2 separate regions of the Homo sapiens genome follow, and region 1 is linked to region 2. The links are chromatin loops, found by intact Hi-C in ENCODE. Cell type or tissue: heart left ventricle. All regions are shown on one strand. Each heading gives the region's core, and the rest is flanking DNA. Links, peaks and the distances in the headings are about the cores only. Region 1 overlaps FRMD4B (FERM domain containing 4B). Region 2 has its middle 25 kb from the start of FRMD4B.

What was found. Peaks named below come from ENCODE experiments on the same cell type or tissue, not always from the same donor. Only the 100,000 strongest peaks of a DNase experiment are listed, where the experiment ranks them.
Region 1: a loop joins it to region 2, with 4 times the contacts of the local background. A loop is called at or near these places in 47 of 110 quality-filtered maps.

What each region holds. Positions count from the first base shown.
Region 1 is chr3:69,321,388-69,337,733 of GRCh38, reverse strand. All of the region lies in intron 1 of FRMD4B (FERM domain containing 4B), which reads left to right. Among named protein-coding and RNA genes, the nearest start is that of FRMD4B, 57 kb to the left of the region's middle. In heart left ventricle, for the core only: a CTCF peak has its summit at 13,183 (motif pointing left); no DNase peak of the experiment used is centred there; H3K4me3 peaks cover 681 bases; H3K27ac peaks cover 5,491 bases.
Region 2 is chr3:69,403,130-69,419,795 of GRCh38, reverse strand. It overlaps a transcript of FRMD4B not described here. Among named protein-coding and RNA genes, the nearest start is that of FRMD4B, 25 kb to the right of the region's middle. In heart left ventricle, for the core only: a CTCF peak has its summit at 9,251 (motif pointing right); a DNase peak (open chromatin) is centred at 9,225; H3K4me3 peaks cover 350 bases; H3K27ac peaks cover 872 bases.

The DNA.
Region 1 (16,346 bases), core at 8,237-16,236, 85 kb after region 2:
TTCTCTGATGTCCAGTGATGATGAGCATTCTTTCATGGGTCTTTTGGCTGCATAAGTGACTTCTTTTGAGAAGTGTCTGTTCATATCCTTTGCCCACTTTTTGATGGGGTTGTTTGTTTTTTTCTTGTAAATTTGTTGGAGTTCATTGTAGACTCTGGATATTAGCCCTTTGTCAGATGAGTAGGATGCAAAAATTTTCTCCCATTCTGTAGGTTGCCTGTTCACTCTGATGGTAGTTTCTTTTGCTGTGAAGAAGGTCTTTAGTTTAATTAGACCCCATTTGTCAATTTTGGCTTTTGTTGCCATTGCTTTTGGTGTTTTAGACATGAAGTCCTTGCCCATGCCTATGTCCTGAATGGTATTGTCTAGGTTTTCTTCTAGAGTTTTTATGGTTTTAGGTCTAACATTTAAGTCTTTAATCCATCTTGAATTAATTTTTGTATAAGTTGTAAGGAAGGGATCCAGTTTCAGCTTTCTACATATGGCTAGCCAGTTTTCCCAGCACCATTTATTAAATAGGGAATCCTTTCCCCATTGCTTGTTTTTGTCAGGTTTGTCAAAGATCAGATAGTTGTAGATATGTGGCATTATTTCTGAGAGCTCTGTTCTGTTCCATTTGTCTATATCTCTGTTTTGATACCAGTACCATGCTGTTTTGGTTACTGTAGCCTTGTAGTATAGTTTGAAGTCAGGTAGCGTGGTGCCACATTTTCTTTATCTGTTCTACCATTAATGGACATTTAGGTTGATTTCATGTCTTTGCCACTGTGTTTGTTTGTTTTTGTTTTTTGAGACAGAGTCTCACTCTGATGCCCAGGCTGGAGTGTAGTGGCATGATCTTGGCTCACTGCAACCTCTGCCTCCCAGGTTCAAGCAATTCTCCTGCCTCAGCCTCCAAAGTAGCTGGGATTACAGGCATGCGCCACCATGCCCAGCTAATTTTTTATATTTTTAGTAGAGATAGGGTTTCTCTCCCCAGGCTGGTCTCGAACTCCTGACCTCATGTGATCCACCCGCTTCAGCCTCCCAAAGTGCTGGGATTACAGGCGTGAGCCACCACACCCAGCCAAGCCATTGTGGGTATTCACTCATTTGATCCTCACAACAACCTTATGAATTTGGTCATCTTTGCATGCCCATTTTACAGATAAGTACCAGTGCAAAAGCCTTTTGGATTATTTCTCATTCTTCCACTTTTGCCTCACCCACTCCAGTTTGGTCTCCTCACAGTAAGCAGACTTATCCTTTATATATAGCCCCAGATTATCTTCTCCATGCCTAAAAGCCTCCATTGGCTTTTTGCTGCATCTGAAACAAACTCCATACTTCTTACTATGGCCTACAATGCAGTGAATGATTCTAGCCCAGTAGTTTCAGACTTTAGCAGGCATGAGAGTGACCTGGAAGGTTGTGAACACACAGATTGCCGGGTGCCACTCTCTATTCCTAACAGGCTCCAGTTGATGCTGCTGTGAGTCCTAAGACCACACTTCAAGAACCACTGATGAGCCCCTCATTAACTCTAAGCTTGTCTCTTGTTCTCTCCCTCTTGGTGACCAACCTCCAACCACATTTGTTGCCTTTTTTTTCTTAAACTGTGCATTCTCCATAGGGTGACTTCACCCCCCAAGGGAAGTTATAATTGGTTCTTGAGGGGTAAAGAAAATCTTAGGTATTACAATAGTTTTCAGCCCTTCAAAACTCAGTTCTTAGCCAGGTGTGGTGGTTCACACCTGTAATCCTAGCACTTTGGGATGCTGAGGTGGGCAGATCACTTGAGGTCAGGAGTTCAAAACCAGCCTGGCCAACATGGTGAAAGCGTGTCTCTACTAAAAATACAAAAATTAGCCGAACATGGTGGCACGCACCTGTAATCCCAGCTACTCAGGAGGCTGAGGCAGGAGAATCACCTGAACTTAGGAGGTAGAGACTGAAGTGAGCTGAGATCGCAGTGTGGGTGACAGAGTGAGACTCTGTCTCAAAAGAAAAAAAAAAAAAAAACTCAGTCCTGCCCAGCAGATAAGATATAAAGTATATCTGTGTTATTAACATTTCATGGGGGAGGAGGGTATTGGGGGAAAAATTGTCTAGAGAGGCTCCTTAAGAGTGCAATTATGGGGCCGGCTGCAGCGGCTCATGCCCATAATCCCAACACTTTGGGAAGCCGAGGTGGGCAGATCACAAGGATGCAAAAATTAGCCAGGCATGGTGGTGCGTGCCTGTAATCCCAGCTACTCGGGAGGCTGAAGCAGGAGAATTGCTTGAACCGGGAGGTGGAGGTTGCAGTGAGCCAAGATCGTGCCACTGCACTCCAGCCTGGGCAACAGATCAAGACTCTGTCTCGGAAAAAAAAAAAAAAAATGCAATAATGAAAAAAAAAAGTTATGCAACAATGTCTTAACCCAAGCATGTTCTGCCTCAGGGCCTTTGCACTTGTTGGCCTCTGTCTGGAATATGCTTTTCTCAGATCTGCCAAGGCTGAATCCTCATCATTGCTATTTCTGGCTAAATGTTGCCTCCTCAAATAGCCGTTTCCTAGCTGCTTTATTTATAGCATTTTAGAGAGTGTCTCACTCTGTCACCCAAGCTGAAGTGCAGTGGCGTGACCATAGCTCATAGCTCAGGGCATAACTCATAGCTCACTGCAGCCTCAAACTCCTGGGCTCAAGCGATCCTTCTGCATCAGCCTCCCAAAGTGCTGGGATTACAGGTATGAACCACTGGCCCAGCCTGCTCTGTCTAAAGTAACAACTCTCCCCATCACATTAGTCTGTATTCTCATTTTCATGGTACTTAACACGACCTGAAATCACCCTGTGTGTTGCTTGATTTGCTTGTTTTCTGGCTTTCTTCTTCGCTGGCAAGTCTTTGAGAGAGGAGCACTTGACTCTCTGGCTTGTGTCACTGTTGAGTCCCCAGAGCCTATTATAAAGTCTGGAACACAATAAGAGCTTGATGAATATTTGTGAATATGTGAATGGATGCTAGTCACACAGTGGATAAAGCAGTGGAGCTAAGATTTGGATTCAGGTGCTCAGACTTCAAATCACCTATTTAGCAACTACTGAAACCCAGGGGTCATTGAGTGGAAGGTACCCAGTAGGAAGAATGCTGTCACAGTTAACTGGGTCTATAGATGACAGTGCTCAACCTCTGAGTTATCCAAAAGGCACAGCAAAGAAGCAAAATGTTTCCCCTAAATTCCCCAGATCATTTAATCCCAGTCCCACTATTGTATTTTTTTAATTTTTTTTTTTTTTTTTGTAGAGATAAGGTCTCACCATGTTGTCCAGACTGGACTTGAACTCCTGGCTTCAAGCAATCTGCCCACCTCCGCCTCCCAAAGTCCTGGGATTTATAGGCATGAACCACCGCACCTGGCCTCCCCACCATTTTATTTTCTCCCGTGGCTATCACAACCAGGAATAAGAGAGGGAGGGGGACCTCAGTGGTGATTTTATGCTAAGGATTATGGATAACACCATCCCCCCATTTTACAAATGAAGAAACTGGGGCTCAAAAAGCTTAATTAAATGTCTAAGGCCACTGAGGCAGCAATTAAAGAGGATGTGAAGCCAGTCTGCTTTGTCTTCTTCTGGAGCCTCTCCTTGAGGCTGACACACCTGATCATAGCCCCATTATCTTAAGAGTGTTAGCCATATCCAGTGGCCAGCACACTCTAGACACTTCTGTTATTGTAGAGAGACCTGTTAGAGATGGATGCAAGAGATTTACCCTTTTTCAGCCTTGCCTCTGCTGTCTTGGGGAAGTGGGAAGGTTGCTTTAAATGACGTGTCTCGTGATCTGTAAATAAAAGAAAAATAATTTCTGGCCACTTCAATTATGGCATAAGTTTTGGTTATCTGACACCTACCCTCACCCTCTCCCCAACAAAAATGTGTAGTCACTACTTTATCCTCAAGAGCCTGGCACAGAGTAGGTGCTCAAAAAATAGTCATTCACTGGAAAGCAAACAAGACAATGGATGAAGCCAGCAAAATGGACCACGTTCACAATTTGATGGAAATTGGGTATTTTATTATGTAATCAGAAGAAAGAAATGATAAAATAGACTAATTGCCAATTATAGGGAAAAAACAGTCCCAATTGTCCCCTGTTATTAAAGTTTAATTAATAACTTACTCCTGTGTTGCAGAAGAAGAGGTACCTATGAATTTCTGTAGCAACTAAGGCAGAATTCAAATTGGCTGTCACACAGAGACATTGTAATGGAACAAAACTGAAAGTTCTACAAGGATTTCTAATTCTCAACCAAAATATTCATGGAAATCTGGGGGTGATCTGGCTCATTTGACTTTTCCAGGTTCATATCTTTTTTCTCCACGTTTCATCCCCGTCTGCACCACGGGATTCCCTTTTCTTGTTTAAGCAAATCATTTCTCTTTGATGAAACTCTTCCTTGCTCCAGTGCACTAAAGCCTTCAGGACTCTGACAGTAGTTGGAATAGTTCACAAGCCAAAAAAACCAGAGATTTTTATCTCCAGGACAGTTGCAGAATTCTCCAATTTTTTTTAAAATGTGTATTTTTTTCATTGACTGCAGTCTAATAAAAGGCTTCAGGGACTGGCAGGCTGAGCCATCGAGGCAGCCAAGACCATAACGATGGAGCACTGCAGATTCCCAAAAGCATCCCTGAGTTGAGAGAGCTGCATTCAGCTTACAATTCTAGTTTAATGTGATGGAAAGGCTTCCCACTGTAAAAGGCACAAGATGAAGCATTGCATACAGGAACTGGCTTATATTTTAGCTTGATATTTTTTAACTCTGCTTTTTGGTGAATGCTCTTGTTAAGGACGAGGAGATGGTTTGAAGCGATAGAAAAAAGGAGCTCCTGGCTGGGCACAGTGGATAATGCCTGTAATCCCAGCGCTTAAGGCGGGAGGATTGTTGGAGCCCAGGAGTTTGAGAACAGCCTGGGCAAAATTGCAAGACCCCATCTCTACAAAAAAAAAAAAAAAAAAAAAAAAAATAGCCAGGTGTGGTGGTGCACACCTGTAGTCCTAGCTACTCGGGAAGCTGAAGTAGGAAGATCATTTGAGCTCAGGCGTTCAAGGCTGCAGTGAGTCATGATCACGCCACTGCACTCCAGCCTGGGCAATGGAGTGAGACCCTGTCTCAAAATAAATAAAGAAAAAGAAAAGAAAGGAACTCCCATCAGGAGTCTTGTCTCATTTACCTTTGTGACCACAAGGGAGGAAGAAGTCCCTGGGGAGTCAGACAGGTATGATACCTGATCTTGGCCATCCTCACCTGAGGCCGGTGACTTCAGGCAAGGCATGTGCCCTCTCTGAGTAGCTGCTTCTTTGGGCCTCAGTGACCTCATCTGTAAAATGAGGGTATGACATTTCTGGCACATTGAGACTCCTTGTAAAGTTCAAAAGAGGAAATAGAGGTGAAAGCACTTCAAAAATTTGAGGCACTCCAGACAGGTGAGGTGATGATGGAACATTCAGACTAGGTTTTATGTGGCCAGACCTGCCTGCTCCCTTCTCTTCTGCAAGGTCCAGGGACAGAGTGGAACCTGCTCACCACCTGCCCGGCACCTGAACATGGCCTGTGGGAGCTTTCATCCTGAAGGAGTCTGTATCAATTGCTTGGTGTTTTTTTGTTTGTTTGTTTTTTTCTGAGATGGAGTCTTGCTGTGTCGCCCAGGCTGGAATGCAGTGGCGTGATCTCAGCTGACTTTAACCTCCCTCTCCTGGGTTCAAGCAATTATCTGCCTCAGCATCCCGAGTGGCTGGGATTACAGGCACCAGCCACTGCGCTAGGCTAATTTTTGTATTTTTAGTAGAGACAGGGTTTCACCATCTTGGCCAGGCTGGTCTTGAACTCCTGACCTCTTGATCCACCCACCTCGGCCTCCCAAAGTGCTGGGATTATAGGCGTGAGCCACCATGCCCAGCCAATTACTTGTTGTTTGTTAGTGAAAAGTATAATATTATTAATAATTATTAATATTACCATTTATAGAGTGTGTCCTCTGCCAAGCATTTTATACATCTTATCTCATGTGAGCCACCCAGCCCTGGGAAGTGAGTGTGCTTTTAGTATCTCCATTTTCAGACAAGAAAACCAAGGGTCAAGAGAAGTGAGGTAACCTATACAAGGTCACACAGTAGTATAGAGCAGAGCTGGGATTTAAGTCCAAGTCTGTGCTCTTGACCCTGACACTTCTTAAATAATACACTGTACTTTAAAAAGTAATAATATGGAATGCTAACAGTGCACTAGGCAAAATTATCTCCATTTTACAGCAGCTACTCAGAGAGGATACATGACTTGCCTAAAGTCACCAGCTAGTTAGAGGGCAGGCCAGCATCAGATATCATACCTGTCTGACTCCCCAGGGGCTGCTCCCAACCACCGCCCTACGCCGAGGGGCTGAGTGGCCAGCTGCACCCAGTATTATCCCTCTGCCTAAAGCAAGAGTGACCAAAATTTCAAATTCTGGAATTTAAGGACTCCTCAATGAGTTTGCATAATCCCCTGTCCAGGCCACTCTTACCAGAAGCACCAACGCTTTTTTGAGTGATCCTACTCTACCCTCCCCACCCTTCAGAAATACTGTTTAAGAGGAAGTCTAAGAAACAGCTTTGAGATAGGGACACGGGGGAAAATATTTGGTTCCCTGGATACAGCCTCAAGTGTTGGTTGAGATTTCCTCTCACAAGACACGTTCGTTCCTTCTGATGGAGGCAGAACGGAACTGAGATTAGAATAGAGCAGGAACAGAAGTGGGAGAAACTTGCCGACAGAGCATAATGACATGTGCTCAAATCTGCTTGTGAATGAAAAAGTTGGAAACATCTTCCACCGGTGCTTTAAGGTCATGGCAGCCTCCTTCAGCAGGGAAAAGATTCCAGAAAGATAGCAGCAACACAACTGGGAGGCATCTAGCAATTCAGCGGCAAAAGAGGCCGGGCGTGGTGGCACACGCCTGTAATCCCAGCACTTTGGGAGGCTGAGACAGGAGGATCACTTAAGCCCAGGAGTTCAAAACCAGCCTGGGCAACATAGTGAGACCCTGTCTCTATTATAAAATACATAGATAAGGAAAAAAAAAAGGCGGCCAGGCACAGTGGCTCACGTCTGTAATCCCAGAACTTTGGGAGGCTGAGGCGGGCAGATCACGAGGTCAGGAGTTCGAGACCAGCCTGACCAACATGATGAAACCCTGTCTCTACTAAAAATACAAAAATTAGCCAGGTATATTTCCGCACACCTGTAATCCCAGCTACTCAGGAGGCTAAGGCAGGAGAATCACTTGAACCCAGGAGGCAGAGGTTGCAGTAAGCCGAGATCACCCCATTGCACTCCCGCCTGGGTGACAGAGTAAGACTCCGTCTCAAAAAAAAAAAAAAAAAAAAAAAAGGCAAAAGAATCAAAATATAATGTTGTATACCTTGAATATATATAATATTAAAAAAAAAAAAAGACAAAGGAGTCACTCAGCTGCCAATGGGACCTTCAAAGTAGAAATGGGTAGAAAATTCAGAAGGAGAGCAGGAGATGGAAATGAAGGAAAATCAACTCATTTGTTCATTCCACAAATATTTGTCGAGCCCCAGGATGAGCTAAGCACTGTCTTAGGGGCTAGGAAAACACCAGGAAATGAAACAAATCTCTGCATTTGTGGAACTTACATTCCAGTGGCAAAAGAGCTGGAAAGGCAAATGACACAGAGGATCTGATATGAGAGTTGCCATCCAAGGTCAGGAGACCTTCATCAGTGAGCTATGCACTGTGGATTTCTTGAAGTATAATAATAAATTTATTTTTAACTTTTAGGTTTGGGAGGTTCATGTGAAGGTTTGTTACACAGGTAAACTCGTGTCATAGGGGTTTATTGTACAGATTATTTCATCACCCAGGTATAAAGCCCAGTACCCAATAATAAATTATAACAAATCCCGGCACTTTGGGAGGCTGAGGCAGGCAGATCACCTGAGGTCAGGAGTTTGAGACCAGCCTGGTCAACATAGTGAAACCCCGTCTCTACTAAAAATACAAAAAAAAATTAGCCAGGCCTGGTGGCGGGCGCCTGTAATCCCAGCTACTCGGGAGGCTGAGGCAGGAGAATTGCTTGAACCCAGGAGGCAGAGGCTGCAGTGAGCCAAGATCACACCATTGCACTCCAGCCCAGGTAACAGTGTGAGACTCCATCTCAAAAAAAAAAAAAAAAAAAAAAAAAAAAATTAGCTGGGCATGGTGGTGCATGCCTGTAGTCCCAGCTACTTGGGAGGCTGAGGTAGGAGAATTGCTTGAACCCGGGAGGGAGAAGTTGCAGTGAGCAGAGATTGCGCTACTGCACTCCAGCCTGGGTGACGGAATGAGACTCTGTCTCAAAACATAAAAATAAAAATAAAGAAATAAATTATAATAGTCACCTTTATGTTGGCCTCTGTTCGCCAAGTTCTATGCACAACAACCCTGGAAGGTATTAGTAAATCTATTTTAGAGATTTAAAATAGTAAGTCCTACTAAAGTTAAGTAAGCTGGGCTTCAAACAGAATTCTCTGTAAACCTGAAGCCTCTGTTTGTTCATCTTTATCACGTGGTCTCTCAACGGCCTCCACATCCTGAGTGTTCTGACCATCACTTTCTCCACTGGTATGCTGGTAAATGTTTCTCAGCTGTTACTGGAAAGTGGTCCTGATCCAGAGCCCAAGAGTTCTTAGATCTCGAGCAGGAAAGAATTTAGGATGAGTCCATAGAGTAAAGTGAAAGCAAGTTTATTAGAGAAGTAAAGAAACAAAAGAATGGCCACTCCATAGGCAGAGCAGCACCGAGAGCTGCTAGATGGCTATTTTTATGATTATTTCTTGATCATATGCTAAACAAGGGGTGGGTTATTCATGAATTTTCCAGGAAACAGGCAGGCAGTTCCCAGAAGTGAGGGTTCCTTCCCTTTTTAGACAATATAGGGTAACTTCTGGATGTTGCCATGGCATTTGTAAACTGTCATGGTGCTGGTGAGAGTGTCTTAAAGCATGCAATTGCATTATAATTAGTGTATAATGAGCAGTGAGGACTACCAGAGGTCTTTTTTCATCACCATCTTGGTTTTGGTGGGTTTTGGCTGGCTTCTTTGCTGTGTCCTGTTTTATCAGCTGAGTCTTTATGACCTGTATCTTGTGATACCAGCCCTGCTGACCTCCTATCTCATCCTGTGACTAAGAATGCCTGACCTCCTGTGAATGCAGCCCAGTAGGTCTCAGCCTTATTTTACCCAGGTCCTATTCAAGATGGAGTCACTCCAGTGCAAACACCTCTGACACAACCAGCTCTGGGGAAAAAGGGACACTGATTTGCAACACTTGCCATTTTCTGTGGTGTAAATACTCTCACCTTGACTGACTTACTGATCTGGGAAGAGACGAGCAGTAGCATATCATTAAATGGTGTTACTTCCATGCAGATTCAATAACCACAAGAGCAAAGGTCATAGTAAATGTAGTAAAACAATTGGAAAGTGAAGAGTTTTATTACCTTTGCTTTTAATGCGATTTATTTCATTGTAAGTTCATATTAGTTGTACCTAACAACCAGCTTGAAAATGGGACAGTGGGCTTTCGTGAGTGGCCAAGAGCCAGCTCTCCACCACCATTCTGTCTCTCAAAAGATCTTTCCTCCCAGTTATGTTCCCTGGTGCTTGCCAATAAATCTTTTTTTTCTTAACTCCTTTTTCATATTTCTATGTTCTCCTGACCTGTGGCTTCCAGTTTTGTTGTTTTGTTTTAATCGTTGAATCCCACATTGGCTTCAAAAAGAGTCTGAATCCCATTTAAAAACACAGCCTGCATTAGGTGACAAGGAAGCTTCATGACTAAATAATATAAGCCTGTAAGTTGAGAGGAAATATTTCTTCTGTGACAGTGAAACAAGTCCTGGATGTTAAGATTAAGAATTTTTCTATATGTCCCAAATGAGTTTGACTTTTCTGTTTTTACAATTTGGTGATGCTTTTCTAAAACCCTTACCCAAATATGATGTTTCTACCAACAAATCAGAGATAGGCTAGGACTCTGGACCTAATACAATCCGTTTGTTTTAATTATAAACTCCCTAAGGAGGACTTATTTCAGCCTCTACCTATACATGAGTCACAAAAAATAAAGAGACTTGGAAAAGCATAAATCAGAGACATTCTAACAGGGTTGACGAAAAATTGAAACATGAAAACCCTGAGAGTAAGCATGTACTCCATAATTAATGTAAAGTTGATTCTGATTTTCTAATTAATTTTTGCTAATTCTTAGGTTCTCAGGACGATGTATGTGATTTGTTTGCTTTGTGAGTGGCTTCCATTGAGCCCAGGATTTCCAAATGTATTATACCGTGAATAGGCAATACCTAGAATATCTTTAAATTACAAGTACTGCAGTTTATTTTCAATATCTCTTCACACAAGTTACACTTGAGACTTTTAAGTCTTTGAAAGACGCAGTACTTTTTTACTCCTTCCTACAGGTTGTTTTTCACGGGAAAAGAGAAAACTGACAGTTGGCAAAGCAAAAAGTTTCCAAACCACAGGGTGTCTGCTGCTTGCATACTCACTGAAGCCAAAATTTCCATTTTCTACAAGGCAACTGGAGAACTTTCATTTCTGGTTAACCTGAACTGCAGATGAAAATGAAAATCCCCCCACCCCCAACCCACAGGCTGTGCTCTCAGCTTTTCTTAGTTCCATTTTTGTGACTTTTCCTGTTTACAGTATCTGTGCCCTCCCATTTTTTTGTTTTTTTATTTTTGACTCATTGATACTGTACCATGACGTCTAAAAATACAGCCTAACAACTGGTTTTAAGCAACGAGGCTGTTTCTTTCTGGAGAGGAACAGCAGAAATATCCTGCATGTTTTTCTGAAAATAAACATTTGACAGTCTCTTCTTGGTGCCTAACATGAGTTTCTAATTGGAAAAGCACAGTCAGAATATAAAGAGAATCTTGCTTTTCACTGAAGTTTCTTCCATGTAGATATATACCCTGATTTTTCCCTCTCATGTTGTTTGTTGAGCACCTTTTTGAGCTTGGCCTAGCCCCTTATAAACTGTGGGACCTCAGACAAGTCATTCTCAACTTCGTGGAATCTCAGATTATGGAAACTATCTGCTTCACAGGTAGGTTTGAGAGCTCAATGGGGAAAATGTATGTAAAAGCAGATGGCATAGGCAAAGCCATGAACACATATTAACTTGCATTTTATGGAGATGAGAACAAAGGAATGATCTGGTCACAATCAGATAAGGTGTTAGAGTTTACCACCTTCCTTCCCCAGATTTGGACATATGGACAGCTAAAAATGGTGGTTGTAAGTTAGTCTGTTGATTATCACTAGAAAAAATCAGATTGAATGAATCCCCAGCTATTAGGTTTTTGGGTCTCTCCAGGGTTTAACTGGCGGGTTGATTGTCAACTTAAACATGACAGCTTAGTGTCTTAATAATGTAGAAGAGGCTGGGCATGGTGGCTTATGCCTATAATCCCAGCACTATGGGAGGCCGAGGCGGGAGGATCACTTGAGCCCAGGAGTTCAAGACTAGCCTAGGCAACATAGTGAGACCTTATCTCTACAAAAAAAAAAAAAAAAAATTGATTAGCCAGGCATGATGGTGTGCACCTGTAGTTCCATTTACTTGGGAGGCTGTGGTGGGAGGATTGCGTGAGCCCAGGAGGCTGAAGCTACAGTGAGCTATGGTCCACTCCAGCCTGGGTGATAGAGAGAGAGACCTTGTCTCAAATAATAATAATCTAGGAAAACTTTTTTCTTGAGAGAAGTACGCACTTAAGCAAATTAAAATAACCATTTCTGGAGAACAGGATAGTACTCAATAGCTTAGACATTATTTCCACTAATAATAGTACTCACGGCACTAGGGTAAGGATAAACTGGTAATACATGTCAAGCACTTAGCACAGACTCTAACACCTAACCTATACTCAATAAATGGTGTATTACTGATGATACAATTATCATCTGTGCTTTAAGGTAGAGTTTATAATCAGTTCAACCTGCCTTAATACAAGAGGCAAACCCAAATGAGACTGATTTTTTATCCTTTCCATTTCATAGGGGCAGAAACTGAGATTTAGAGAGATACCATGATATTCTCTTAGGTAAATAGCAGGGCTGGGACACAAACTCAAACCTCGTGACTCTAAATCCTGTGTGCTTCTCATTGACACTAGGCTGGTGTCTCCTGATGGCCTTCAGCTCCAGGCTTAATAAGTTGCTTTGCTTCTTTATTTTTCTTTCTTCCTTTAAAACCTGGCTTTTCTTTTCACCAGACTTATCAGATCAGGCTAGAATCTGATAAGGGATTGTCATTTATGAGAATGCCCTCCCCAGGGAATGTCTGCCCGAAGCTGGCTGGAATTGCCTGCCAGGTTGGCATTAGAGCTGCAGCAATGGCCGTCCATTGACTGGCCAGCCTTTCTTGTTTACTTTCTCCCAACCTCTGTAAGGCAGAAAGGAGCATGCAGTTAAATGTTTAGAAAACACCATCAGCCCTCCAGTCTCTACTGGGAGCCACTTGACCAAGAGCAGTGGTCCAATATAAGTTCTCTCCATCAATTAATTTCTTTTCTTTCTTTCTTTCTTTCTTTCTTTCTTTCTTTCTTTCTTTTTTTTTTTTTAGACAGTATCTCACTGTTGCCCAGGCTGGAGTACAGTGGCACAGTTATGGCTCACTGCAACTCGAAACACCTGGGCTCAAGTGATCTTCCTGCCTCAGCCTCTCAAGTACATAGGACTACAGGTACACGCCTGGCTAATTTTTTGTAGAGACAGGGTCTTACCCTGTTGCTCAGGCTGATCTCAGACTCCTGGGCTCAAGCAATCCCCCCCCGCCTCAGCCTTCCAAAACATTAGGGTTACAGGAGGGAACCACCACATCCGGCCTTCTCCATCAATTTCCTCATTTCTCGTGCTTCCTGGGTAAAGAGAAGTGAGTTTTGCACATGCTTAGAACTCAATTCCATTGCCAGTTTATCTACTTCAGAGCCCTTATTATCTGAAAATATCATATTTGTTTAATTGTTACTAGTTTCTTTTTTTCTCCTCACCTCTAAAGCAGTTGTTCTCAAAAGAGGTGATTTTGCGTCCCAGGGGACATTTGGCAAGGTCTGGAGACATATGGGGGAGGATCTACTGACATCTAGTGGGTAGAGGTCAGGGATGCTGTTTAGCACCCTATAGTGCCCAGGACTATGCTCCGCAATAATGAGTTATCTGGCTGCAAATACCAATGAAGTTGAGAACTGTAGGACAAGCTCCAGAGATAATGCCCTTTCAGTCTTATTGGCTGGTATATAATAGTGCCAAGAACAGTGCTTGCACTTAGAGAGTGCTCAGCACATATTGGTTAAGTGAATGAATGAACACATAATCCAGAGCTTTTCCACACTGAATTAATTACATGTGTGCTAGGCTACATCTTAAGCCCAGAGTAATATGGAGTCAGGTCCAGGAGGCCACATAACTGACAAATATCATCCTGTACCCTGAGTGTTCACATATGCATGACACAGCCATGGAAGCATCCCAACAGGTGGAGATTAATTCCATCCTGACTGCCCAAGGAAGATCAATAGCAAACATAGACACCATTTTTAGCAGCTGCCCATATTTCATCAGTGTGGGGCCAGGAAGTAGCCAAGGGATGGTGATTGTAAAACCTTTCTCTTCTTCTGGCCTTGCTTCGAGACAGTGGCCTGAACCAGCCAACTCTGGTTTGGTGAGTCTGGATCAAGCTTTTCAGAGCAGTGTTAGGCTTCGCAATCAAGGTGATACATTAAGTGCCTAAACTACATGTGATTTAATATATAGGATGTATGAGATAGGAAATACTTTGTACTGAAGTAATATAGCCCTTAAGAGCATGGATTCTGGAGTCAGAACACCTAGGTTTACATCCTACTCTGCCTCTTCCTGGCCCTATGACCTTGTAAGGTGGGTCAGCCATGTACCTTTTCTGAGCCTCAATTTTCTCATCCATAAAATGAAGCTAGTAATGGAATCCACCTTACAGAGTTCTTATGAAAATTCATTTAAAACGCATATATATATATATATATATATATATATATATATATATATATATACACAGAGAGAGAGAGAGAGAGTTGGGTTTTTGTTTTGTTTTTTTGAGACAGAGTCTCGCTGTGTCGCCCAGGCTGGAGTGCAGTGGTGCGACCTCAGCTCACTGCAACCTCCACCCACTGGGTTCAAGCAATTCTGCCTCAGCCTCCCAAGTAGCTGGGATTACAGCATGCGCTACCATGCCGAGCTAATTTTTTTGTATTTTTAGTAGAGAGGGGGTTTCACCATATTGGCCAGGCTGGTCTCAAATTCCTGACCTCAGGTGATCTGCCCACCTCAGCCTCCCAAAGTGCTGGGATTACAGGCATGAGCCACCACGCCCGGCCATAAAAGGCCCTTTGTATATAAATGAAAGGATTTGGGATAGTTATCAGGCACACAGTCAGCAGCTGTTATCTTTGTTAGCATTTCTCTTAAGGCATGTTACTCAATTACTCAATTTCAGCTTTGGCAAACTGAATTCTCCTCTTCTTTGTCATTCCTCCCCTCTTCCCTCATTTCATTTTCCTTTCCTCCTTTGCTTCTTTTACACTGCCTGCTTTTCTCCCTCCCTCATTGTCTTTTTCCTTCTCCACTTCCAGTGAACCTGCAAGAGATGTACAGGAGTCCTACTTTGGTACGACTGATGGAACCTGAGATTCTACCCAACTTTATCACTGTATGACCAGGCACCACTTAACCTCTGTGCACTTCAGTTTGGTCATCTATGAAATCTAAACAGAAATCTCATGCCCATAACCCCATCACTTCAAGAGGCCAACGTGGGAAAAAATTGCTTGAGTCCAGGAGTTCGAGACCAGCCTGGGCGATACAGCAAGACCCCATCTCTACAAAAAAATAGAAAAAGTTAGCCAGGTGTGGTGGCACATGCCTGTGGTCCCAGCTATTCAGGAGGCTGAGGTGGGAGGACTGCTTGAGCCCAGCAGGTCGAGGCTGCAGTGAGTCATGTTCATGCCACTGTACTCCAGCCTGGGCAACAGAGCAAGACCCTGTCTCAAAAAAAAAAAAAAAAAAAAGAGAGAGAGAAAAATCTAAACAATGACTCTCCCTGGTAGGGTTGTTAGCAACATGAAAGAAGTCACTACACATGTGAAGCACTCCATACTCGTGTGACATGTAGTAAGTGTTTGCTAGAAGCTAGGAGAATCATTTATTGACACTTAAAAAAGAAGTCTCCAGTGATTGCACATTGGGAGGGTAGGCACTGTCTTGAAAGAACTTGAGGGAAAATCACAGCTGACTCCATTTGGAGACATCTGTGTCAGTCTAGGCCATTCTCTGAACGGGAGTGTCAATAGCTCATATTCAGTCAACACCCAGAGATGATATAAAGGGGCCCTGTTCAGCTAGGGTTGACATCATTAGGGTGAAATATAAAACTCCATCCACTCAATAGATCCCAAAGTAAGAACGTCCTAGATACATCCTTCTCCCGCTCTCCAGTTCCTCCAGAATATCTCATCTGATGAGGAGTTTAATAACACACCTTGTTCTCTGGGTGGAAAGAGTGTTTTTTATGTGTGAGTTTTTCTGGGCCAGGGCTTGGGAGTTGCCTGGAAAATCCTCGCTTTGGATTGTGCTCTGTCTGTTTAAATCATTTGTGAGCCAGACGCAATGGCTCACAGCTGTAATCCCAGCACTTTGGGAAGCCAAGGCAGGAGGACTACTTGAGCCTGGGGGTTGAAGACAAGCCTGGGCAACATAGTGAGATCTCCATCTGTACAAAAAATTAGCCAGGTGTGGTGGCACTTGCCTATAGTCCCAGCTATTCGGGAGGCTGACGTGGAAGAATCACTCAAGTTGGGGAAGTCAAGACTGCAGTGAGTCATGGTTGTGCCACTGTACTCCAGCCTGGGTGACAGAGTGAGACCCTGTGTAGAAAAAAAAAAAATCATTTGTGAATGTATTTCAGTGTTAGCTGTGTCTGGGTTCTGAACAGTTAAGACATTTCTTAACTCAGCAGATATTTATATACCACGGTCTCACCGTGTGCCAGGCACTGTTCTAGGCCCTGCGGAGACAGTGGTGAACAAAGCAATAAAGCTCTTAGACAGTTTTGGACCACTGTAGGGCTCAATTGGAATTATGGAACCTGCCTAGATAGCTGGGTTTTCACCCTTCCAGATGGCAGATTTCACTCTAGAAGGTGACCGCACAGAAAATCCTGAGGAGGCATTTTTATGAAGCAGGCCCTTTCTCACTAGGCTTTCGAAAAGGTCAAAA
Region 2 (16,666 bases), core at 5,150-13,149:
GTATGCTGCATAGGAACTTCCATTTACTGCTTGGTTATTTGGTTCTTGACTTTACAAGGCCTCTTCCATCCTTTTCCCAAATGTGGAGTTGCCATCCATGCACTTCTACCATACTGCATCCTATGTCATGGGCACCTGTGATTTTTGCCTGCACAGTATCCAATCCCCATTCTGGTAAGAGAGTCCCAGTTTTCCTTTGGGCTTGGGTAGCTTTGCTCTCCTGCCCCTTTTTGGTATCAAGTTTAGACAGATGACTCAGGTCTAGCCAGTGAGCCAGTGAAGGATAACTGAGGGAGTCTTGCTGGAATTATTGGGAAAGAGAATCTCACTTTCCACAACGGGTTGCTCAATGAGCCGAATATAAGCCTGGACCTATGAGTGGCCACCTCTGGCTCCACTGGAAGAGGCTGCCTGAGCATGAGATCAATACTGAGGAAAGGGAGCTGAGAGCTAGAGAGAGACAGATTTCAGGGCATTGGTGCCTGAAGCCAGATACGTCTGGGCTGATCAGGTATGTGAGCCAATAAACTCTCCATATTCATCTTCATTGAATTTATTCATTCATACTTGCTTTGGTCAGTTTCAGTTGGATTTCTACTCCTGTAACTGAAATAGTTAGGTGAAAACTCACCCCTTTTCACTTCTAAGTTTCCCCCAAACCTATTTCCCATATATTTCCTAGTTAATGTAAATCCATTTGCTGGCTGTCAACCATTTCACATATGCAACCTACATTTTCTTCCCAGTGCACTTTGCTATCTGGCCATTTGGTGCAGTTGATTCTCTTCATTTTGGTTATCTGTGCTTATTCATTCTCTACCTTATATCTTGATAATAAACACTTTGCAAACCAAGAGTATTAGTTTTTTATTGCTGCATAACAAATTACCACAAATTTAGCAGCTTAAACAACATATATGTATATATGTAATTATATATGTGTGTGTGTTATACACACACACACACACACACATAGTTGCTATGGGCCAGGAGTCTGGGCACAACTTAACTGGGTCCTCTGCTCAGTTTCTTACCAGGCTGAAATTAAGATGTTGGCCAGAGCTAGGATCTTGTCTGAGGCTCTACGTTCCCTTCCAGGCTCACTGGCTTTTGGCAGGATTCAGTTCTTTACAGTTGTAGGACTGAGGTCCCCAGCTTCTGGAAGCCACCTGCAGTTCCCTGACATGTGGCCCCCTCCACAACATGCCAACAACATGGAATTTTGCTCTTCAAAGACAGCAAGAGAACGTCTTTCGCTCTAATCTGCTAAGATGGAGTCATTGTGGGTTGATAACCCATCACCTTGGGCATATAATGTGAGTTAATCAGAGGAGTGACACCCCATCATCTTTGCCATCTTCTCTTGGCTAGAAGCAGATACAAGCCCTGGCTACACTCAAGGGAAGGGGATTACACAGGGTGTGGAGGTCATAGGGCCCATGTTAGATTTCTGCCTACTATACCACATCGACCCTCCTACCAAATGCTCTAAGCCCAATTCAGAGTAGTAATGTTTAAGGATTAATAAAATTGTTCTATGTACACCGTGTATATTTTTGGTAAACATGTGTTATTAGTTATAATGTATGAGCATATGCCTGTGTGTATACATTTTAGAGATGAAAAAGATGGCCTCAGTAGGTTAAATAATTGCCCCAAAGATATTAGATTGTAATCCCTGGAACCTGTAAATGTTACCATATATATACATCAAAGACTTTGCAGATGTGGTTAAGTTTCTTGAGATGAAAAAATTATTCTAGATTATCTGTATGGGCCCTTCATACCATCACAAGACCCCTGTGAAAGAAAGGCAAAGGGAGGCTAGAGAGACACACAGAGGAGAAAGAGATGTAAAGAGAGAGAGCAGAGATTAGAGTGATGTGGCCACAAGTCAAGCAATACTGGCAGCCACTAAGAGCTGGAAGATGAAAGGAATGATTCACCCCTACAACCTCTGGAGGAAGTATGGCTCTGCTGAAACCTTGATTTCAGCCCAGTGAAACTGATTTTGGATTTCTGACCTCCAGAACTGTGAGATAAATTTCGGCCATTTTAAGCCATCAGCTATGGTAATTTGTCACGGTAGCCAGATGAAATTAATATAATGGCGATAGTGTCTGCTTTATAATAGAATCAGGTTTGCCCTAGGCAATACATTCAGGACACAATCATGGGCAAAGACTTCGTGACTAAAACACCAAAAGCAATGGCAACAAAAGCCAAAATTGACAAACGGGATCTAATTAAACTAAAGAGCTTCTGCACAGCAAAAGAAACTATCATCAGAGTAAACAGGCAACCTACAGAATGGGAGAAAAATTTTGCAATCTATCTATCTGACAAAGGCCTAATATCCAGAATCTACAAAGAACTTAAATTTACAAGATAAAAACAACCCCATCAAAAAGTGGGTGAAGGATATGAACAGACACTTCTCAAAAGAAGACATTTATGCAGCCAACAAACATATGAAAAAAAAGCTCATCGTCACTGGTCATTAGAGAAATGCAAATCAAAACCACAATGAGATACCATCTCACACCAGTTAGAATGGTGATCGTTAAAAAGTCAGGAAACAACAGATGCTGGAGAGGATGTGGAGAAATAGGAGCCCTTTTACACTGTTGGTGGGAATGCAAATTAGTTCGACCATTGTGGAAGACAGTGTGGCAATTCCTCAAGGATCTAGAACTAGAAACACCATTTGGTCCAGCAATCCCATTACCAGGTATATACCCATAGGATTATAAATCATTCTACTATAAAGACACATGCACACATATGTTTGTTGCAGCACCATTTACAATAGCAAAGACTCGGAACCAACCCAAATGCCCATCACTGATAGACTGGATAAAGAAAATGTGGCATATATACATGATGGAATACTATGCAGCCATAAAAAAGAATGAGTTCATGTCCTTTGCAGGGACATGGATGAAGCTGGAAAACATCATTCTCAGCAAACTAACACAGGAACAGAAAACCAAACACCACATGTTCTCACTCATAAGTAGGAGCTGAACAATGAGAACACCTGGACACAGGGAAGGGAACATCACACACCTGGGCCTATCGGGAGGTTGGGGGCAAGGGGATGGATAGCATTAGGAGAAACACCTAATACATGCAGGGCTTAAAACCTAGATGATGGGTTGATGGGTGCAGCAAACCACCATGGCACATATATACCTATGTAACAAACCTGCACATTCTGCACGTGTATCCCAGAACTTAAAGTATAATAATTTAAAAAAAAAGAACAGGTTTGCATTTGAGGTTTTTGAGCCTGAAGACAATTTGGCCAGATTCAGTGGGTTGCAATCTAACTTATAATTTATATTCTCAGCTGGGTGCAGTGGCACACACCTGTAGCCCCAGCTACTTTGGAGGCCAAAGTGAGAGGATCACTTGAGTCCAGAAATTCAAGGATGCAGTTTATTGTGGGTGCCTGTGAATAGCCATTGCATTCTAGCCTGGGCAACAGAGTGAGACCCTGTCTCTACAAAAAAATTTTTAATAAAGCAATTTCTCCCAGAAAGATCCTTGGAACACCTGCTTTTTCTTTCTGTATGTCAGCTTTCAGCAGCTGAGAATACCTGCTTTGCATCTTTGGGGATGCTTATTTAGAAATGCATTACTCAGAACCACGTGCAAAACAGTACCTGTTATTAAGGGCAGGCCCAAAATTTAGCTTTGAGCTACTTGGTATGCCCTGGCAGTCAAAGCAAAAAGTGGTTCCCCTATATAAAACTTTTAATATTTAATCTTTCTAACTCAGAGGACAGGGCACTTTATTCAGCAGGGGAGTCTAGTTTTCATCTTGAATAAATGATTAATTTCATAGAGAATAAAAGATGAATAATAGCCAGTACTACTGTCTTTTATCTGGTCCTTAATGTGTTAACCGAATACACTGAGTATTTCTTTATTCAACAAACATTCCTTGAGCCCTACAATGTGCCATGAAGGATGGAGAAACAATAGAGACCAAAAGCAGACAAAGTAGTTTCCAGCTCTCAAAACCCCACAGCCCCATGGAAAAGATCAAAATTAAATAGTCCCATTAATAAATGCATAATTGCAGACTAAAGTAAGTCAAAGAAAATAATTGCTGTTCTAAGAAGTTACTTATCAGAAGAACCTGGCCTAGGCTGAGGGAATCAGGGACAGCTTCCTCCTGGACATGACTCTTTAGCTGAGAGTTGAAGACTGAGTAGCACCTAACCAGGAAAAGGGAGAAGAGGCTGAGGGTTCCATATGGAGGCAACAGGGTGTGCAGTGGCCATGCAGCCAGATATTGTAGTGTGTTAGAGGGCAGAGGGGGAAGAGGGGGCGTAGGACAAGGGGCAAGGGAGAGGTAGATGGGGCTTGACCACAGACATAGAAGACTCTTGGGGCATATGGTTGAAATGAAAGAACTGGGGGCATGGATCTGCTCCCCAATCCATAGTATCTTGTGACTCTGCATCCTTTTAGAGGTGGGTGCCCAGCCTTGAGAAGTCAGTATGGGGCTTTATCTCCATTTGATGGATTCACTCATATTGTTGCCTGTTCACAAAATATAGATGTTGACTATTTCTTTCTTTTCACTGGGCAGTGGTCAATGCCTTAAAAAGTTTGTAAGCTGGCCGGGCACAGTCGCTCATGCCTGTAATCCCAGCACTTTGGGAGGCCAAGGCGGGTAGATCACGAGGTCAGGAGTTAGACACCAGCCTGACCAACATAGTGAAACCCCATCTCCACTAAAAATACAAACATTAGCCAGGTGTGGCGGTGCACACCTGTAATCCCAGCTACTCAGGAGGCTGAGGCAGGAGAATCGTTTGAACCCGGGAGGCGGAGGTTGCAGTGAGCCGAGATCTCGCTACTGCACTCCAGCCTAGGTGACAGAGCGAGACTCCATCTCAAAAAAAAAAAAAAAAAAAAAACAGCTTGTTCGCTGTGAGTCTCAACATAAGTACAATAGAAGCCAAGGTTAGAGAGTTCCTCATGGGAGTCCCTGGAGGACAACACAGCTACCTGCACTTCTGGGTACGCCCTACGCAGTTACCTGCACAGGCTGGGCCTGCTTTCTGGGCACACCCTTGACCTCATGCAGCTCTCATGATAGTGTTGAAATGCAGCCCCTCGAAATGTGCTTTACGTCAACCTGATGGCACTGCTCACCTGGAGCAATAAACAGCATCTATTGATTCAACCCTAATCCCAGCACTTTGGGAGGCCAAGGCAGGCGGATCACGCCCTAAGATTACCATTGACTTTTTCTGCCCCTGGACCACAACATGTTCATCGAAGGAACACCTTCTAATTAAAAAGAAGCATTATTTTCCTTCGCTGAAAAGAAGAACCATCTCTTACATGATGCATGGTTTCTAGCCACATAGTATAGATTTGTAAAAAGCGAGGGGAAGCATACTTTTAGTGCAGAACTGTTTTTGTGGTTTTTTTCCTTCCCCATGTCTGATCTGTGCTACTCATCTGCTTGACGGACAGTCTTGTCCTAGTGTGTATCTCTCCACTGTTAAAGCAGCACCTTGATTATTTCCTGTTTGAGGTCTTTTGAAGTAGGTATTGTGTGTTTTGTGCAAGCTCTTATGATTTTATTCAGGCAGGCATCTGTTACCTGCAACCACTTTTCTCCTCTAGAAGCACTCTCTCCCTATAGATGAAATGCAGCTGTATGATATTTTCTAGTTTCCTTCTGGAGATGGGAACATATGTGTTTTGAGGAACATGCCATATGCACGTCTTTTCTCCAAGCCAGCATCATCCTTAGTAAGAATAAATGAAATTCAACAAAACATCCCAGAATCGAGAAATTCCAGAAGGTTCCAAATCCCCAAAGGCATGGAATGACATTAATGTAAACAAAAGAAAATAAGCAAATAGAAATTTCTCTCCACTTTTTTCTTACATCTCTGAGAAACACGTAGGAGCCGTTTACACCATTTTCTTCTTGCCCGCACTTCTCTGCAGCTCCCGGCATAGGAGATGCAGGGTTGTATTGTCTTCATTCTGCTGCTTTGTGAAACGCTGCACATCTTTTGGACGTGTGGTGAATGCGTCACATTCCCTTGAGATTAATGAGGCAATCAAGTCAAACTCTAAAGCTAGGGAAAGAGGAAAATGGGAAACCTTGCTAATTCAAGCATCTTGCATATTTATTTCTATCTTAAAGCCACTGCTAGGATTTAATGACATTTGAGGGAGCCTGGTTATGAAATGGGGTTACTGTGATTTGTGACTATGGGCAGGTACCGTTCTGAGAGAGGCACTATAGTGGGAAAGTATTTGAGAAGAATTAGTAAGAACATTTAGTGTGCCTAATTGCATTCAGTCAGGACAGTAAAATAAAGGGAGAGATACAGTTCAAGGTTTATAGATCTGGCTCTAACATCAAGACGGCCTGGGGTCAAGTCCAGGCTAAGTGACCTTGAGGAAATCACTACTCTGTGCCTCGTTTCTTTAACTGTAAAATGGAGATAATCAGGATAATGCCTACATTATAGAGTCATTGAGAGATTAAATGAAGTTATAATACATGTAAGCACTTGGCTCATTCATGCTCAATAAATACTAATGATTACTTTCATCCATATTAATGACTAGTTTTATGTGTTAGTCTAGTTGAGCATCTTTAATCCCGTCGTTCAACAAACCTGACTCTTATGCCTACTATACATTAGGCACTGTGCTGCGTATCAAGAGTATAGCAATGAACCATTATCATAGACAATGGAATTACTGCAATAGAGGTATGAATAGACTACAGCAGTGGGACAAAAGAGGAAACCATGATAACTCAGAGACCCATCGGTGATAATAGGTAACCACAGAGAAGGTTTGATTTCATGCCTGGTGCGTGTGAAGCTTCCCACCCAACTTCAAGGAACTGGGAACAAAGTGGAGCTTCTCGTCTCAAAAAAAAAAAAAAAAAAAAAAAAAAAAAGTGGAGCTTCTCATTGGAATTCTCTTAGGTCTCCTCTGACTGCCCATTCATCCACTCAGAGGCCCCAGCTTTAGCACTCAACATGACGAATTAACCCTTTCCAATGGTAAAACTTGAAATTAGTCTTTTCGCTCATTCAAGTTCTGCATCTCTTAGATAACCTAAGTAAATTAATGGGTAGGAAAGAATGAATGCTTTGTAAATGTGCATTATGTTACAATACAGCCATTTGTGTTTTAAACAGAAACTCAGCCAAATGAAATTCTCTTTGGCCTCTACAGGGAAGAACTTTGAGCAAGTGACTGTCTTACTTCCCTTGGATACTTGAAGCAGCCCATATTCCACCTTTATCTCTTCTTCCTCCTGCTTCTACCTACTTTCGGTCCCCTCTGCTCTCACTAACTTTAGGGTTATCAAAAGAATAGCAATCAGTAAAATAAAATCAGACTTCTGAAAGTTGACCAGTCCACCACATAGTCTGACTCCAGTAACAACTGTTGATTTCCAGGCACCCTTTTCCTGTGACATCAAGTGTCCTCAGTTTATCTTTCTTCTATTCTAATTCAAAAGGTCTATTGAATCTGCATCTCAGTCTTGTAAAGCAGTTAGCTTGGGTTGTGGGGCCAGAATTCCTGGGTTCAAACCTGGCTCTACCAGCTACCAACTGGAAGACCTTGTATAATTTTCTTAATCCCTCTCTGCCTTATTTGATAAATGGGCATAATAAATGGACCCACCTCCTAGGGTTTTTGAGCACATTAATAAATTTATAGATGAAAAGTGCTGAAAGTAGTGCTTGGCACATAGTGAGCACTCAATAAATGTTACCTGTTTTTACTGTCATCTAGAAAGAAATGCAATTTCTAGCTAGATTAGCAAGTGGGTAATATTCCTGCTGTATTTCTGAACACTCAGCCACTTATTTTTGCAATTGGGCTTCAGAACAATAAAACTTAAAAATCACTCAGTCAGGAGTTTGTTCTGATTTGATATAGATAATTGTTCAAAAGCAAGGACCTCGGAAATCTTCCACTTTAAGAAGTGCGTGGTGAAACTAGATTGGAGGCTATATCATTAACTGGAATCCCAATGTGAATTATATTATAACCACGTCCCTAGGCAGTTATCCAGGATATTGTAAATTACTCACTACTTTATTCGATGAACTTCTTAAAAGTTTCCCTAGACAGGAGATCAGGGTCAGCTTTGGAACTGGAGACTTTGTTCATTAGTGAAATATTTTTATGAAGTCGGGAGACAGAACATTTCTGATTCCTCATGCTTCTGACAAAGAGATTTACCCTGCTGAAGGATGGAGCCTGGGGTGATTCATATCCTGTAGGATGAAAAACATAACTCAGAAACTCAATGCTGTCAGCTTCTCCCTCTCTATCCCAGGTTTAAATTGTATTGCCTAGATACATTTATAATCATCCAGGTGTACCTTGCTTCAGACTGAAGTGTGGGTGGTTAATTGTATTTTTGTGAGTTGAGTCATATTTGTAAATACTCTCAGGACAATGAAAATTTAAAAGAGTCCTAACTTAAACCTTCTTCAATTTTGAGAAACAACAGAGAATGGACAGCATTAGTTGCAAATTGGTGACTTACAGTTAGAATACCATATGAATTAGTAGCCACCATGTAGAAAATTAGGATAGTTCAGGTACAAATCTGGATAAATTGTTCTGATGTGTTTTGTTTTTAAATCAGAGTTTTGGCACCACTGGGCCATCATTATCACTTGGCACCATTCAGGGCTGAATGGCGGTGTCCCCACTTCAATCAGGGATGCCATCTCTAGTTTGCCACAGGAGAATACGGCCCATGGGACTCATGGATTTCACTTGGCTGACCCCTTATGGCTTACAGCCCCTCTTCTATAGGCCAGGTACAAATTTTCAAACTTCAATTTGTTTAAAGTAGTGTTTTCCATTGTAATTAAAAATATTGTTCTTGAGACCTGAGATGGGAGGATTCCTTGAGCCCAGGAGTCAGAGGCTGCAATGAGCTGTCATCATACCTCCAGATTCCAGCCTGGGCAACAGAGCAAGACCCTGTCTCAAATATATATATATATATATATATATATATATATATATATATATATATATTTATTTATTTATTTATTTATATATTTCTTTTTTTCCCTTGTTCCATAACCTTTCAGGCATTACTTTTATTAAGAGAAGATGCTGAACCCGTAGGTAAAATATTCTATTTTCCTTCCTTCCTCTCAATGGCCGTTTCTGGGCCATGCCTGTGCCATCAGAGGGCATCAGTTTGACAGTCTGCCCCTAGGTGGAGCACTTTTCCAGAAACAGCTTGTACAGGTCTTGCAAACTACATACACGTTCATACACTCACATACACTCACGTACTCACACACATATTCACACTCGCTCATGCACAGACATGCTCACCCTCATACTCATACTCACACACGCATTCCTACATTTACACTTATCCATTACACTCACGCAGATATTCACACGCTTACCCCTGCATTCACACACTCACTCTTAGGCACAGGAGTGCCAGTAGTATCTGGAGACTTAGTGGAATTTCAGAGCTGATATCGGACCTGCTTTTGGAACTTGAAATTGGCCCGAGTGTCCTGAAGGAGAGGAATAGTCAGGAGCAAGAGATGGGCTCAGAGAGGAAGGTACCAACGAAAGTTAACCTTTGTTACTTTGTCCTTTTGCTTCACAGTCTGAGGGAAGCAAGCCAGGGGTCTGTTCTGTGCACTAGGAAATTGTGTTTGTTGTCAGGAAATCTGAGCCATTTGAGGAAAGGGTGGAGTTCTTGTTGGCATTGCTGGGGGTTCTGAGGATCCTGAAAGTGGAAGAACCCATATGACCAGGAGAAACCCCATTTCAGACCAGCTTAAACCATAAGAGCTGCTTATTGGCTCATGTAACTGAGAACCTGAAGGGTTCTAACTTCAAGTGCAGTTGAAGAGGCTGCCAGTGTTCTCTGAATTCTCTCTACTCTGCTTTCCCCACATGTGGGCTTTGTTGTCAGATTTTCTTCCTTTTTAGTACCAAGAATGGCTGTGGCAGTTTAGTCCTCACATCTGAGCTTTCTATATGCAGAGAAGAGAGGGTACCTTTATCCTAGATTTCCAAGCAATAGCCCTGAGATTCCCTCTGTTGGACTGGCTTCTGTCCCAGGTCCCCTCACATGCCAATTGGTTTATGCCAATTAGGTTTTCCCCTGAAGTGGAGGTTAGCACCTGGGTTGTGTGAGGGAGGGGTGGATAATGTATAAAAATCGAGATTTTTCTCAGCTAGAAGAATGAGGGTGAATGCTGGTGGCCACTATGCCATCTGGCCAACCCCTTGGCAGTCCAGAGGTGACTGGGAAGTAGCTCATTGTGTTCCTGATGCCTTATGAGGACAGATGATGCACTAATACTCCTTCTACTGGGTCATTGTAAGCTTTCTGTGGTGCACACAGAGAAATGGGACCATGCCTAGGAATCTCCTGGTTGTATGAGTTTCCAATTGAAATGAATTCTTGTTGGAAATGTCTCAACAGCCGAGTGGATTTGCTTCTCCAACTCAAAGAGAGAAGTTCAGGCATCTAGCTCTAGGGTAAAGACTGAGCCGGAATCCGCTAGTAACCTCTGCCTTCTTCCCTTTTGCATTCACACATTCAGCACAAAGAAGTGCTGAACCAAGCAATGCCAGTTTTCTGCTGAGACTGAGTAGTGGAATGACTACAGGCTCCCTTTCCTGAAAACTCACTGTGAGCCAAGAACTGGCCTTTTAGACACTCTGCATATATTCCTCACGAACAACCTCAGGATGGAAGTGTTTTTCTCTCTATTTTACAGATGCCAAGCCAAGCCTTAAGGTGGTTAAATAATTCCTCCAAGATTATAAGGTGGGTAAGTGCAGAGCTGGGATTTTACCCCAGGTTGATAGAATCTGACTTCAAACCTGAGTTTCTCACTGGCCTCTCTAAAAAACACACTCTAAGCAGTGGTCCCCAGGTGCAACTTGGGAGTGAGCCCTCCAGTCGTCGACTCTTCCCTGCTTGAAATTCCTCCCACTGGCGCCATCCCTGCTCTAAGGTGGCTCTGGTCCCCTGCCAGGACTCCACGCAACTATCTCCAAATGCTGCTGGCTCCAGCTCAGCAGAGCTGCCCTTGTTTATTGTCCACCCCCCACTCCCCCTACCAAGCCCTGCCTGCCCAGGCAGTGCAACAAGCCCTGAGTCCTTTTTATGATATCATTTTCCTGTTTTACAGCATTTTCCACTCAAAACTTACAGGTCCCACGTTCTGCTCCATCACAGTCCTGCTCTCTCTTAACTAATATGTTCTCCAAGTGCTGGTGGGTTATTGGATTAAGTGTTCTGTGGAGACGGCTTTACTTTTCAACAAGGGCTTTCTGGAGAAAGCGTCAATTGGCGGAACTTTCAGACTAGCAAGATGATGCCTTTGGGGGCACTTGGCTCTTGAACCACACTTGATAGGCAGCAGCCTCTTGGTTGCATGTGGAGGAGCTTATGATTGCATTACAGACTATTAATTGAAAAGAACCTTTCAGGCCTCATGACTTCAGGATTCTTCATCACTTCAGAAGGGAGTTTTCAGGTTTGCTCCTAAATTCCTTTCTAGAAACAAATTTTCCCCTGATTTCACCTTCCCATTTCATCTATGCATTAATTCCTACCCATCTCTCTCACGATCTAGATTGGGGTTGGCCATGGCCTGTTTTGTAAATAAAGTTTTATTGGCACGCAGCTGTGCCATTTGAGTATGCATTGTCTCGGCTGCTTTCCCACTGCAACAGCAGAGTTAAGTAGCTACAATTGAGACTGTATTTTTAAAAAGTGTGCTGAGCCGGATGACCTAGGTCAGTAAACGCCACAGACGCTTTTCCGTGACCCCCTAACTCCTTTTTCCCCCACATGGCCAGGAATAAAAACCTCAGCTAGCCCTGGCTCCACGAGGAAAAAAAATCAAATGCCTAATATTTGGAAAGGAAAAACACAATACAACCCTCATTTCCCTCTCAATGAAAGAAATGGGTGACACTTCTGCAGCCGCGTCTGGGCCTATGGCAGATATTGCTGATCAATCATAGCACTCTTTCCCACTGGGCCTTAGAATCCTTCTCGAAGCAATGCCCAGGCAGCCACTACCAATCAACTGGACTTGGCATTCAAGTGGAAAACTACTTTCCATCCCTGGCCCAGTGGACACCATCAGATCAGAAAATCACAAAGACAAAAATCCTGTGTAATAAGTAACCCCTGAACATCGTTTGGGTTGCCATGTCAGACATTGCACCTCTTGTTAAGTCCGGAGTTGAAACTTAATTCACTGTTTCTGTTTCTTAGATTAAGCACCAGATAAAGTAGTTGTCTTGAGGTTAGGGACCGTGTTGTATGAAAAATGCCTCCCTTTAAATAGTAGAGTGATTACACTGTGCAATGCTGACACCGTGAGAGATATCCAGGAACTAAGCCCCATTGAGAATATTCCTAAGTCCCATCTAACGCTCGCCTTTACTAAGTGGCTTCATAGGTGGAATCACTTACATTACATTATTTCTTTCTCATGCTAATCCTTACTGTCTTTTATACCCAAGCACCTGTTGAATTTACATTCAGTAAAAGATGTATATAGTATTGCCAGGGGCTGGAGTGGGAACATCTATATTACCACTTTCTTCCTTAAACCACGCCACCCTCACCCCATGTTCTAGTTTATGCAAATTTCAGGAAGATTCCAAAAGACACTCTTCAAACACTGGTGCAAATACTTGCTTAAAAACCTGACATTAGGCTGGGTGTGGTGGCTCACATCTGTAATCTCAGCACTTCAGAGGCCAAGGCAGATCCCTTGAAGTCAGGAGTTTGAGACCAACCTGGGCAACACAACAAGACCCCTGTCTCTACAAAAAAAAAAAAAAAATTAAAATTAAAAATTAACTGGGTGTGGTGGTACACACCTGTAGTCCCAGCTACTTAGGAGGCTGAGGCAGGAGGAGTGCTTAAGCCAGAAGTTCAAGGTTATGGTGAGCTGTGTTTGAGCCACTGCACTCCAGCCTGAGACACAGAGAGAGACATTGTCTCTAAAAAAAAAACAAAAACAAAACCTAACATTAATGACATTTGGTAAGACTTGGCTAAACATAGTCATTATTGACAGCTATAGAGACCTGCCCCTAAGGACATGTTTGCTGCCACAAGACTGACTGAACCGGCTTCCTTTGAGGAGGAGATGATAGCAAAGTTGCAAACGAGGAGGCAGCATCACTTAGCAGTTTCTCACTTGTTTCCCCAGAAGTTGGAGAGGAGAACAGAAAGGAAAGTGAATATTTTACAATGGAAATGTGGCAAGGCTATTTAAAGGATCAGTTGGTGGGGAGGATGCTCCTTCTTACTTGCTGAGGACCAGCTGAGCCTGTGGGAATGACAGCTATTAACTGGGAGGAGCCAGATGCACTGGGAAAGTCTCGTTAGAGCCTTGCACAGTTGGCATCTTGACAGCAAAGTTGTGAGCTGTGAGTATCGGCTGGGATCCAGCATGAGGTTTTCCAAGAGCCATTGTTCATTAAATGTGGTGCTCTAGAAGTTGGACCCTGAGAGTGTGAGTGTGCCTCTGGCCATTTAAAAGCATTAAGCCAATCTTGGCAAAAGGTTTTAGCTGTTGGCACCTCATGTGTTTTTGTGTTCGATTTGTGGAAAAGGGAATAAGAAGTGCAAGGGTGAGTGCCTTTTTAATAAAGTTTTAAGCTTTGAGATTCATGGGACCCCAGTAAAATTAATAATGTGGTGTTATTGATATTCTTTGGGTGAAAAACAAAGCAATGCATCCCTTTGCTTTGGAACAGATGAAAGAATTTAATAATTATTATACCCAAGGTGCCACATAACCAAGTCATTGAAAATGCAAAATATTATTTGAAATGACATTAATAAAAAGTTTGATACTATTAATATGGTGCCTATCCTGCAGTACTGTTTCACTACAAGGGACCAAGTTAAATTTAAATTTCAGTTGGAACTAGGAGGCTTTTTCTGCAGACCAGAAAGCAGGTCATCATGGCTCATTTAATTTCTGACACCAAAGAGGGTAGGACTGGGAAACATGGTATCGGAGTGAGCCAGATGTTGTGGCGTATCGCAGAACTAGAACGTCACGGCTTAGCAATGGTTCCTCCCTTTGCTTGGATATGTTTGCCTCAAAGGTAAGAGCCCTTGTAGAGAACATCGGCTGCTTCTGCTGCCCAACATCCTTCTACCTTCTTCTTCTGGTAACAGGAACTCCCTTTTATTGGGGAAAATGTTCTTTTCACACATCTGACCAAGTTGCCCTGCACAGGGCTGCCAGTCATGGTACCCACCCTCCCAGACCACAGGATGGCTCCTGCTTCTGGCTAAGCCAGTCACTACACAAACCGCTATGTCCTCCACCCTGGCCACAGTGGTTATGATAGTCAATCAGCATCCTTGCCCATGATTTAACCTACAGGAGCTAGCAGCGAAGAGCTCTCTTTCCTCTCTGATGGTGAGTCTGTAAGGACATACACTTGGAGGTGCCTTTGGTTGTGGTTTTATACCCTTTTGTGATAGCACACTCAACAGAATGAATGACACGTGTAAAGGAACACACCAGAGAAAATGAATGAACTGTGTAAAAGAAGCAATGGCAAGAGCAAGGAGAAAGAAAACATTCTTGGCATCTACAAGGTCTGTTTGACCCTGCCTATTCCCTAGTTTGTCATATGAGCCAATAAATTCCAGGTTGCTTAAATTAGTTATAATTATGTTTCCATCATTCGCGAGCAAAGAGCTCTGATGAAGACTTTATAGCCCCTGTATAGTTGGCACCTCACATTTCTCTTCTAGGCTATTGGACCAAGTTTTTAATCTCTTTCATTCCTGCCTGTTATTTGCAAGCACTGTGATAAGCCCTGAGGACACAGTTGTGAGGAAGACAATCAGGATCCCTGCCCTCCTGGTAACCATACCTGAGTATAACAAGATCTCTTGCATCCTCTTTCCATTCCTGTGGAGTCTGGGGTTCTGAACCATCTGACTGTCACCCTTCTCAGTGTCTTCTTGATTGGTGTCCTCATTCCAAGCTGCTCACATGAACTTGCTTTCTGTTTGTCTTGACCTACTTCATTTATGCCCAACTCCACCCAGTACCAAGCACGAAACTCACAGTTCTGCCTGGATTATTGACCTCTGGATACTTCAGAGTCTGAACCTAACCCATCAACTCCCTTAACCTAAGTTTCAGCTTTACCATAATAGAAGTAATAATAATAAAGTAAAATAGAGGCCATAATAATACTTTATTTCATAGGTCATTGTGAAAATTAAATGATTAATGGCTGTTTCATGAAAACAAATCAACAAAAAGTAGCTGAAGTTATTATTTGATGCTTCTAACTCTAATAATCACATCTCAAAGCCAGAGTTACATTTTCTATCCTTAATATTCAAGAAAGTAATACTATGAAAGAATCCTCTGGATCAGAAAGCCTGTGCATTTATTTAATTTTATTTTTTCTGAATTCTGTTATTGGAGAGAAATCTTATGGGCAAAAATACACTCACACTGTATTTTCTATTTGCGATTTTCTTCAAGAAAATCCAAAAGAAAACATTCTTAGGAGACCAGGCACATTGGTTCAGGCCTGTAATCTCAGTGCTTTGGGAGGCTGAGACAAGAGGATCACTTGAAGCCAAGAGCTCAAGGCCAACCTGGGCAATATAGTGAGACCTGTTTCTACAAAAACATTTTTTTAAACAGCCAGGTGTGGTGTTGGATGCCTATAGTCCTAGCTACTTGAGAGGCTGAGGCAGGAAGATTGCTTGAGCCCAGGAATTCAAGGCTGTGAGCATAATTGTGCCACTGCACTCCAGAGCCCGGGTGACAAGAGAGACCCTGTCTCTAAAATTAACAAAATAATATTTTAGGGATAGACATGTCTCTGATTCTGGTTAGAATAAAATGTGCAAAGAGAGACCTGTGTGTGTGTGTGTTGAGGTGGGGGGAGTGGGGTACGCATGCGTGCTTATGCACACTTTTGGAATAGAGATAGAGAATGCTGTACTATACTTCATAAGTGGAGTATACTTGAACTTGTAAGGTTCAAATGTCCATATGCCTCTTTTATTTTCAAGCTGATTGCGTTAGGTGTATATTTAAGCTTTCTATACTTCCAAAACCTGTCTTGCCTGTTTCTCCTCTCTGTGAAGTTTTCTATGACTGTTTGAATAGTGCTGACATTTCATAGTCTCAGGGTTTAGTAGCAACGGCAGGAATGGGGTTAGCTTCCCCACTCATTTCAGGGGGAAGGGTTCCTTTCTTCCTTACTGAGATTTCCCTGTCACTGAGCCCTGTTGTTTTGCTAGCAGAAGGCCTCTGTTACAATGCTATGTTACATGGCATTCCTTGTATCTAGCATTAATTGAATCCTTTGGTTAATGAAAATAACTGCCCAGTTGAGCCAGTTTTAAAATGGGGACAGTGAGAATACTTCTGAGTTGTTGAGAACATTAACATGGCTTGGTGGGTGTGAAACCCCATAAGTCAATGCCTGCACATAGCTTCTTTTCTAAGGAATATCAGGAAGGAATGATTTTTTTTCTTTTCTGAGGAATATTTGGGTGTTCATTAGAGGCCCCTGAACCCTTGCTAAGTTTCAAAGCACCTCTGTGATCCAGGCAGTTCTTACA